Regions from separate parts of the Homo sapiens genome. Here regions 1 and 3 are each linked to region 2. The links are chromatin contacts, found by Hi-C or POLR2A ChIA-PET in ENCODE. All regions are on one chromosome and are shown on one strand. Each heading gives the region's core, a stretch centred on a gene start or an enhancer-like site at or near the end of the contact. The rest is flanking DNA. Distances are from core to core; before and after follow the strand shown.

Evidence for each region. A loop is a pair of places that touch in the nucleus more often than their neighbours do. ChIA-PET counts read pairs that join two places held with the same protein, here RNA polymerase II (POLR2A). Pooled maps may share reads with other maps.
Region 1: a loop to region 2 is called in a pooled map, with 2.1 times the contacts of the local background. The contact joins the promoter of MPP2 here to the enhancer-like site in region 2. A Hi-C loop is called at or near these places in 1 of 50 pooled maps. POLR2A ChIA-PET finds 5 or more read pairs at or near these places in 3 of 52 experiments (BJ, HEK293T and activated CD4-positive, alpha-beta T cell).
Region 3: a loop to region 2 is called in a pooled map, with 9 times the contacts of the local background. The contact joins the promoter of ETV4 here to the enhancer-like site in region 2. A Hi-C loop is called at or near these places in 8 of 50 pooled maps. POLR2A ChIA-PET finds 5 or more read pairs at or near these places in 6 of 52 experiments (Caco-2, H1, WTC11 and 1 more).

What each region holds. Positions count from the first base shown.
Region 1 is chr17:43,906,177-43,908,988 of GRCh38, forward strand. MPP2 (MAGUK p55 scaffold protein 2) reads right to left here and starts at 1,360. Exons shown (of 13, transcript NM_005374.5): 1 at 1,298-1,360. RefSeq lists an enhancer at 1,370-1,519.
Region 2 is chr17:43,719,094-43,722,059 of GRCh38, forward strand. It overlaps the pseudogene WHSC1L2P. Among named protein-coding and RNA genes, the nearest start is that of SOST, 38 kb to the right of the region's middle. RefSeq lists an enhancer at 1-71 and silencers at 1,511-1,580, 1,611-1,720, 1,871-1,930. Within about 2 kb of position 1,283, at least 34 of the 41 ENCODE cell types and tissues checked have a DNase peak (open chromatin) inside an H3K27ac peak, as active enhancers do.
Region 3 is chr17:43,544,837-43,547,682 of GRCh38, forward strand. It overlaps ETV4 (ETS variant transcription factor 4), which reads right to left and starts at 1,504. Exons shown (of 13, transcript NM_001079675.5): 1 at 1,349-1,504; 2 at 722-832; 3 at 438-531; 4 at 139-186. The coding sequence starts at 781. RefSeq lists enhancers at 93-870, 871-1,648, 1,770-1,929 and silencers at 700-759, 800-849, 1,300-1,419, 1,470-1,609, 1,630-1,679.

The DNA.
Region 1 (2,812 bases), core at 110-2,609, 190 kb after region 2:
CAGGGAGGATCCTGTATGAAATCCCTGCGCTCGGAAGTCTTGCCCAGCCTGCCTGGGTTTTCTCCCGGGGAATCGGTTCCCAGAGCATCGGCTGGCTTTGCTCCCCCACGCCCGTCCAAGCCTCTGAGAGGGCGGGGCCTGGCTGTGTCCACAGGAGAACGGCAGTGCCAGGCAAGCTAGCCTGGCTCCGTGCCAAGGTCCTGCACCCAGACATCTGGGAACCTGCACCTCGGCTTCCAAAAGCCTGGGCCCAGATGCCCTCTCAGCTCTGCCTCCGAGATATCCACATCACCCATAGTGTCCGCAGGCGAGCGGACCAGCAGTGAAAGGGAGAGGTTTCTTCCAACCTCCCACCCATCCCTCCATCCATACACATACAAAGAGGTGCGGAGAAGAAAGGTCTGACAAAGGCGCTTTGGAGAGCGAGAGGTCGCGGGGAGGTCTGGACAGAACTGAGGGCCAGAGGATGGGGTCGAAAGGCCAGGCGGACGTGCATGCTTGGACCATCAGATCACCCCTGCCCCAACGGACCCAGCCCTAACACCCTGGGCGCTAGGACCTGGGGGAGGGGGGCGTGTTGTGAGCCATCAAAGAAGGCTCTCTACGTGCGCGCCCGCCGGAGACCAGGGATGAGGTCACTAAATGACTGCCCCGGCCAACCCCCACCCCGTCTTTATCCGCACCGCCCCCCCCTTAATTGACCTAACTTTCTAACCCTAGCTCTTCGCTTCTGGCACCGGTCCCCTCCCAAGTCTCCAGACCCTAACCCTGGCTCCCGACCCGCCCCGCTACAGCTTGGGAAGCGGGAGAAGCAGCGCGCGCCCTTCTGCGGACCCCCTCCCAGGGAAGATTGTGGTGTTAGCTGCCTAGGGGGACCAGGGGGCCACCGGGACCCAGCGCAACCTCTGTCTCGCTCCCCAACCCCCGGAAGCGCTAACAGCACGGTTCTTACGTAATGCCGGGCTTCTAAGTACCCCCAACCCGCACAGCCCCCGGGGAGGCCGCGCAGATACCGGGGCCCCTCACAGCTCACCACCTTGGTGCCTGAAGCCACTTTGGAGCCCCTACCGCAGGGGCGGGGACCAGTGTCAATGGGCAGCGGGGCTTGGTTCTCCCAACCAGCACCCCAGAAAGAGGGCCCAGGGGCGGGGGCGGGTGGACAGGGAGGGAACGGGCCTGGGTGAAAGGGGCCTGTGGAGTTTAAACCCAGTGAATAGGGTCCTAAGTGCCGTGTCAGGACGAAAAGAAGGCGGAGGTCTTGGGATAGGAGCTGGCCCGGGGGCCGGGGGACGCCTACCTGCGCCCCGGGAAGCCCCTAGCTCCGGGCGGCTCCAGCGCAGCCGGGCGCTCAGCGTTTATTGCTTGTCAATCGCTAGCCCGGCTCTTAAAGCGGCAAGGCCTCTCCGCGAGGGGGCGGAGGTCCGGAGGAGAGGGGAGGTGAGGAGAACGCGGAGGCCGGCACAACTCGGAGGAAGTAGTCTTTCCCAGCAGCTGGTACGGGGGCAGCCAGGTAGTGGTTTGGGAGACACCGCACAGACCACGACGCCCTGCTGGAGTCCCACTGGGAAGGGTTAGGGAGGCAGGACTGGTACCAGTACCCGCTGGTGCCCCTCGGCTCCCAAGGATCCCTTAAAGGGGCGATGGTAAAAGTGCCTAATGAGACCGGCTTGATTACTCCGCCCACCCATCTTGGCTTAGACCGGCGTTCTAGTTCCAGGCGTGCCTCACTTTTCCTCGTTATCCTGCTTCCATATTGAGAAAAAGAATAGGAGGACTTCAGAGAGACTCCCAGGAAGCAGGATACCAGCCCCAGAAGGCCTCGGGATCAGGGGCAGCTTTTTAAGGACTCAGAGGGTGGATATCCGGATTCCAGACTTTCCAGAAATTTTGCAAAAAAGAGGAAATGTCTTCCTGAAAGGATTCGAGAGCCTCTTTTAGGTCTAGGTGAGGGAGGCCTGGTCCATTTTCCTGCCTATGGAATAAAGAAGTAACTGGCTAGCCTTCCTCAGAGTCCCAGCCCAAAAAGTAAATAAAGGGTTAAACCCACTGGCCCGCCTTCGCCCAGCCTCCGGCTCCACCCCACATCTGCTAGTAAAAGATGCTGGGCCTCCAAATACGGGAGGCTCTGTGCAGTGCGACTAGCATTTGGGGCCAGCTACGCTACTTCTCCGACCTCGGCGTTCAGCCACCCCGTCCAGTTGCCCTGAACAAAATGTGAGAGTCATCCCTTTTCCTTGCTAACTGGATTCCTAAGATCATAAATGGACTGCATCTTTGGCCGGGCGCGGTGGCTCACTCCCATAATCCCAACACTTTGGGAGTCGGAGGCGGGAGCATCGGTTGAGCCTAGGAGTTCGAGACTAGCCCAAGCAACATAGTGAAACCCCATCGCTACAAAAAATAAAATAAACAAAATTAGCTGGGCGTGGTAGCGCGCGCCTGTAGTCCCAGCTACTTGGGAAGCTGAGGCTGCAGTGAGCCGAGATTGCAACACCGCACTCCAGCCTGGGCAACAGAGTGAGACCCTGTCTCAAAAGAAACAAAAAGAAAAGAAATGGATTACATTCTGGAAACTTGCTTGGAAATCTCAGAAATGGGAATCTATCCCGAAAGCAGGGGACTGGTCCCTGGGTTCCAAGACTCAGCTCTCCCCTGAGTTCCAAGGGTATAAGTTTGGATATAGGAAAAAGCCACAGAGGCGGCCGAACTGCTGAAAACCACATTGTTTAGGTGACCCAGGCTTTTACTGAGAGAAGAAAGCCATCGAACCCAGATAGCTTTGACAGGAATTGCAGGCTTTGGTCTCTAAACA
Region 2 (2,966 bases), core at 33-2,532:
TTTAGTAGAGACGGGGTTTCACCGTGTTAGCCAGGATGGTCTCAATCTCCTGACCTTGTGATCCGCCCGCCTGGGCCTCCCAAAGTGCTGGGATTACAGACGTGAGCCACCGCGCCCGGCCCCAACATTCTTTTTTGCTTGGGATAAACCCTCTTCAGGCTGTTAATCAATATAGATAAAAGTATACTGTTCTATTCTTTCTTCTCAAGTCATTTTCAATGCTTTCTCTGCATGGGCAATGCCAAAATCCCATTGAGCATGTTCTCTCTGAGGTCAGGGTTTCCAAATCTTTTGTTTCTCAGAGTGATTGCTGGCTTGTTTGGTTGCCTCAGCCAGTAATTCTTCATACCGCTTATGACCTTTATACTCCTGTACCCATTTTTCATGAACCCACACCCTCTCTGGCTGTTTGCTAAAACACTGGACATGATATTTTCGGGCACCTCCTGTGTTAATTTTGGTATGAACCTCCAGCTGGGGATCACTTCAATCCATACAAGGCCAGCACGGATAGGTTCCCACCTTGGACCACACAAGATCACCAACTTGAAACTTAACACCAGTGGACACTTCTGTTGTTGGAACAGAAGATAGTATTGGCTGAACTGGGGCTTCCTCTTTTAGTACTGGATCTTCCCTTGGTTTTTCTGATATGGTGTGAACCCTCTCATTTGGTCTATTTTGTTCCTCTGGTTCTAATTTGGGGATTTTGTGTGACTTGCGCTCTTCAGATCTTGATGAGTCATGCTTTTTGGGTTTTTTCCTCTTTTCTTTTCTGCTTTCATGCTTTGACTTCGTGTGCTCACTTGCCTGTACTTCATTTAAAAGGTCTCCACAAAGGGAAGACTTGAACAATTCCCTGCCATTCTGGATAGTTTTGGTTATTTTTAGTTTAACTTCAGGTGAGCCACTCTTCTTTGGAATCACAGTTTGTGGTACCGAAGTGGTGGCTGTGGAGGGGAAGGGTTTTCTAGAATTTAATGTGGTCTTCTGTTTAGAATTTCTGAATGGTAATAGTCAGTGGGGCTAAAGTTTCTAGCTGCGCCAAAGTCATTGGCTGACCCATTAGGATATTGATTATGCGACTGGTATTTGGTTTGAATTTCATACATGCTGATTGATGGCAGGTAGCCATTTGTGAGTGGAGGAAGATCTGTTGTAGGTGAGTATTGAAAGCTTTGCTGCAAGGTAGCTTCGTATGGTGTCTGGCCACCATCTTCAGCAATGTCAATTTTGTTATCAAAGGCATCCTCCTGACGGATGCTGGCGGAGTCAGTGAGTTGAGGTGGTTGTTGAACTGTGTTTCCCGTGATCCCTTGCATGAAAGAGAAAGAGAAATCCATTGTTCTGCTCCAGCATTCTTAACTTTCCCTTTCTCTCATCGGGCCTTCAGTTTGTCCCGTTCTAACCGCCCGGCCGTCTCAATGCGATCACAGGAGGGACACGGAGATCGAGGAGGGCCACAGCCGGACCAGGCCAGGCGTGCTGCGGCAGGAGGAAGGCTCCGGAGGTGGGGTGGGAAGGGGAGGCCGAGAGACGGGTGTCGCCGCGCCCCCGCTGCCGCCAGAGAGGAGCCTACGGCTGGCAGCCTGGCCTGGGCAGCAGGGTCCTCGGCGCTCGGCTGGGAAATCGCACGTCTCTCCGCGGTGACCTGTGCACAGCCCCTGGGCCTCCGCCTCCGTGCTGGCAGCCTCCGCCTCAGCGCACAAAGCCCCGTCACCCCGACTCTCGGGGCGCCGCCGCCGCCAAATCCTCAGCCCCTCCCTCATTGGCCGCGGCGTCTGCCGGGAAGTGCAGTCCCGGGTTTGGGGCGATGGAGCCCAGGAGGAAGCGGCGAGTCAGCGCGGCGGAAAGGGCGGAGGGGACGGAGGGGGCGGAGGGGACGAACCACGAACGCCCGCGGCCGCGAGGGTCTGGACGACAAAGGAGAGACTAGGCGAGAGGGCTTGTTGCTTTTTTTTTTTTTTTTTTTTTTTTTTTTTTTTTTGAGACGGAGTCTCGCTCTGTCACCCAGGCTGGAGTGCAATGGCGCGATCTCGGCTCGCTGCAACCTCCGCCTCCCGGGTTCAAGCGATTCTCCTGCTTCAGCCTCCGAGGAGCTGGGATTACGGGGGCGCGCCTCCACGCCCAGCTAATTCTTTGTACTTTTAGTAGAGATGGGGTTTCACCATGTTGGCCAGGCTGGTATCGAACTCCTGACCTCGCGATCCACCCGCCTTGGTGTTGCACTTTTATAACTCTTTTTACCTTCTCACCAAACTAGCATTTAGGAAAAAAAAAAAATCAACAAAAACAAAACAAAAAAACCAAAAACCTCTATCAGTCATTTACACGTTAGTTGGAAATAATTTAGACCAGTGTGGCTCTCCTTCGCAGAACACATTCAGTCCTCTGTGATTATTAGAAGCAAGGTTCACCTTTTGATCTTGGTTAAAGAAATTTCAGGCTAAATTTCTGGGGAGGAGATGTATTTCAGGTTCCAGGATCCCAGAATTGCTCTGCACAAGTCACAGCCATCCTTGTTCCCTGAAGTCTCTGTTGGCTGCACCATGTCTGCTGCTCCTTTATGAGTGGTTTTGGGAGAGGCCAGGCTGAGCTCTTACTAGCTCCTTGCAACAAAACAAGCGAATGTGAAAAGTCTTAAACACTCAGCTTTCTGGTCAGAGGAAATCCCAAAATCAGCATGACTCAGGATTTTAAGTGCCCCATAGAGTGTCCAAGAGAAGAAACCTAGGAGTCTAGGGTCTTTCAAAACCCCAAAGTTAAAACCTTTTATCACCCTTTCCTGACCTTCCTGGCTTAGGATTTTAGGCAGCCTCTTGGAGGCCTCCCTTGCCTGGGGCACACTTGGCCATAAACCCATTCATTCAGCCCTACTGATTTAGTGCCCATTATGTGCCAGGCAGAGGAAAAGTAGAAATGGTAGGATCTATCTTCAAGGGGCTCAAAGTCTGCAGGAAACAGGA
Region 3 (2,846 bases), core at 254-2,753, 170 kb before region 2:
CTGGGGAGAGGGCCTTGGAGAACTCCTTGAGGCAGGGAAGGGAGAGGAGAAGTGTAGGGCTTAGGGTGGAATACCAGGGGCTACGGAGTGTCCCCCTGTCCAGCCTCCCAAAATAGAAAAGGTCACAAAACTACTCACCTTCAGCGAGCCACGTCTCCTGGAAGTGACTTAGATCCTGGAAGAGATCTGAGGGGTAAATAGTGGAATTGGAGGTGAGGTGGAGGGGACGGTAAGAGAGAAGGGGCCCTAGCAAGACCCGGTGACTCCCCTGCCTTGGGAGTAGGGACCGAGAAGAATGACCAAAATCCCTTGGAGGGCGAGTTTTTTGGGGAAACAGGCGGGGGTTCCAGAATCGGCCGTGTGTGTGTGTGTGTGTGTGTGTGTGTGTGTGTGTGTGTGGCGGAGGAGGGTCGCGGTTTGTCTCTCTTGCTCTTTACCTTCAGAGTCGAGGGGCGGCAGGGAGCCCGGGTCCATGAGCTTCCCCAGCGGGCCGATCAGCGCTTCGCGCAAGCTCCCATTTCCGGGCGATTTCTGCGAGAAGCGGGGAGAATGCCCGCGAGTCACCCTGAGGCGCTTAGTCTGGGGGACGAGGTTGGGGTCCTCGGGTGACTCAGGGGCGGGGCAGCCCAGGACTCCGCTGGGACTGCGGGGAGGGGGGCTGTGGTGAGAGTAGGGGCTGGGTGCGGGGCGGGGCGGGCGTGGAGGCCGGCGCGGCGCTCACGCTGCTGAAGGTGTAGGGCACTTGCTGGTCCAAGTATCCGGCTTTCATCCTCCGCTCCATCCGGCCGCTCCCTCCGGCCGCACGGCCGGGGCCCCAAGCGGGGGCCGAGACCTGGTGGGGGAGGGGGCTGCGTTCGCACACCGTCCAGGGAGGGCTGCGATGGGGGCGGGGAGGGGGCAGTCCCAAGGCTCTGGGTCCGACGGCGAAACTTCTCCGACTCACTGGGGCGATGGCGAGGTTTCCGCCTGCCAGGCCGAGCGCCACCACCACTCCCCTCCCGCCAAAGGCCAAAGGAGGTCCCACCTGCTCCCAGGAGCCGGGCTCGCCGTTTCTGCTTTCTGCAGCCCTGCTTTACCCGGGCTCGGTTACATAAGAACGTGTGTGTGTGTGTGTGTGTGTGTGTGTGTGTGTGTGTGTGTGTGTACGCGCGCGCGCGCGGAGGAGCAGGCGAAGCGCACACCATCGCATGCCCACAACTCCCGCGCCCCCTCCAACCCTGAATCCCAGCACCTCCCACCCCCGCCCTGGAATCTGCGGAGGCGGGTGGTGAGAGTGAGTGTGGTGTGCATTGGAGGCGAGGCGGGGAATCACAGACACTCTCCCTCCCTTTCCCTCCCGCAGCCTCACCTGAGGCCGGGGCGTCTGGGCTGGAGCCGCGGGGGGTCCCGAGCATGCCCTGGAGCCCGCACCGAGGGCCGCGGGGCTAGGCCGGAGTAAGGCGGCCCCGGCCCCGGGTCCCCAGCGCACCGACTTGTTTTTCGGGCGCAGCAGACAGTTGTGAGCCCGGGGGAGCAGCTGATTGGTGCATTTCCTTCGCTCGGCCTCAGCTCTCCACCCCCCGCCCCGCCACACCGCCCCCCGTTTCCCTTTGTTTCATTGACTTTTGTGAATGGAACCCCAGGGCTGGGCACGCCCGCCAATCCGGAGAGTCGTCCGGCCTGGCCGGGGGGCGGAGTTTCCCAGCCGCGGGGGCCAATCAGAATGTAGGGGTTGGCTCCCGGCTTCATTCAGTGCTCCGGCTCCCATTCATAAAAAAATAAAACTCGCGGCTGGAGTTCATTCATAAAGAACCGAGAGAAAAAGAGAGAAGCCGAGGACCCCGCGGCTTCTTCACCGTCTCGCCACGGTCTTGGGTCTGATGCGCCGCGTGCTCCTCCGGCTGGCGTCTGCACACGTCTCTGCATCTGCGTGTACGTGGGAGTATGAACATGTCTGTGTGCGCCCAGGAGGGAGGCGACCGGGCTTGTGTGCCCAGAGGAACAATAATAACTAGCATTTATGAAGCGCTCCGCTTCCACGTGCTCATTTCGTTCCCATAACCCGGCGAAATGGATCGTTTGTATCTTACAGATATTAAAAATGAAACTCAGAGAGGGATGGTAACTCTCCTGAGGTCACTCAGCTAGTCAGCACCTCTGGGGTTTACAGCCTCAAATCCCTCACACTCTCCTGTACACCCCTCTGAAGCCATGATTAAATGAGTTAAGCTATGTGACAACTGATACACAGTAGGTGATCAATAAATGTAAACTGGCACAGAATCCAGGCTTTTCCTCAAGGGTCTGTTCTCTGCAGAGCTGTTTTGTGACCCACTTTCTACTGATTGCAGCAGAAACCAGAAGCCCCAGGGTAGATGATTTCCGAAAGTGTAGCTCCCTCTCAGCCATCTTCCCTCTTATCTGAGAGCCAGCAAAAGGAGCAAAAGCCCCAAAGGTTCTGATGATCTGGAGGCAGGATGGGTTTCAGTTTTAGCTAAGAAGCTGGTCATAGTCTCTGTCATCTCATCCATTCACCACTTCTTTCAATAAACATTTATCGTGTCAGATACAGTGCTGGGTTCCAGGCAAGCAGCTATGTCCAAGACAGACATCTGAGGGGACCTGGGGTGCTTGGGCTGTGGCCATGGGGGCACAAAGGACATGAATCCTCAAAGGCCTTTTTGCTGAGACAATTCTCTATGTCTCCAGCCTATGCACTCCTTTGAGGACAGCCTGATTTTTTATCCTGCCTGTTTGTGATAAACACAAAAGAATGTTCAAATGCCAGGCCAGCAGGAGTGGCTTCCCAAATTCATCTAACCTAACACCCGCCACTTTACAGATGAGGCAGTGGAGTTTCAGAGAAG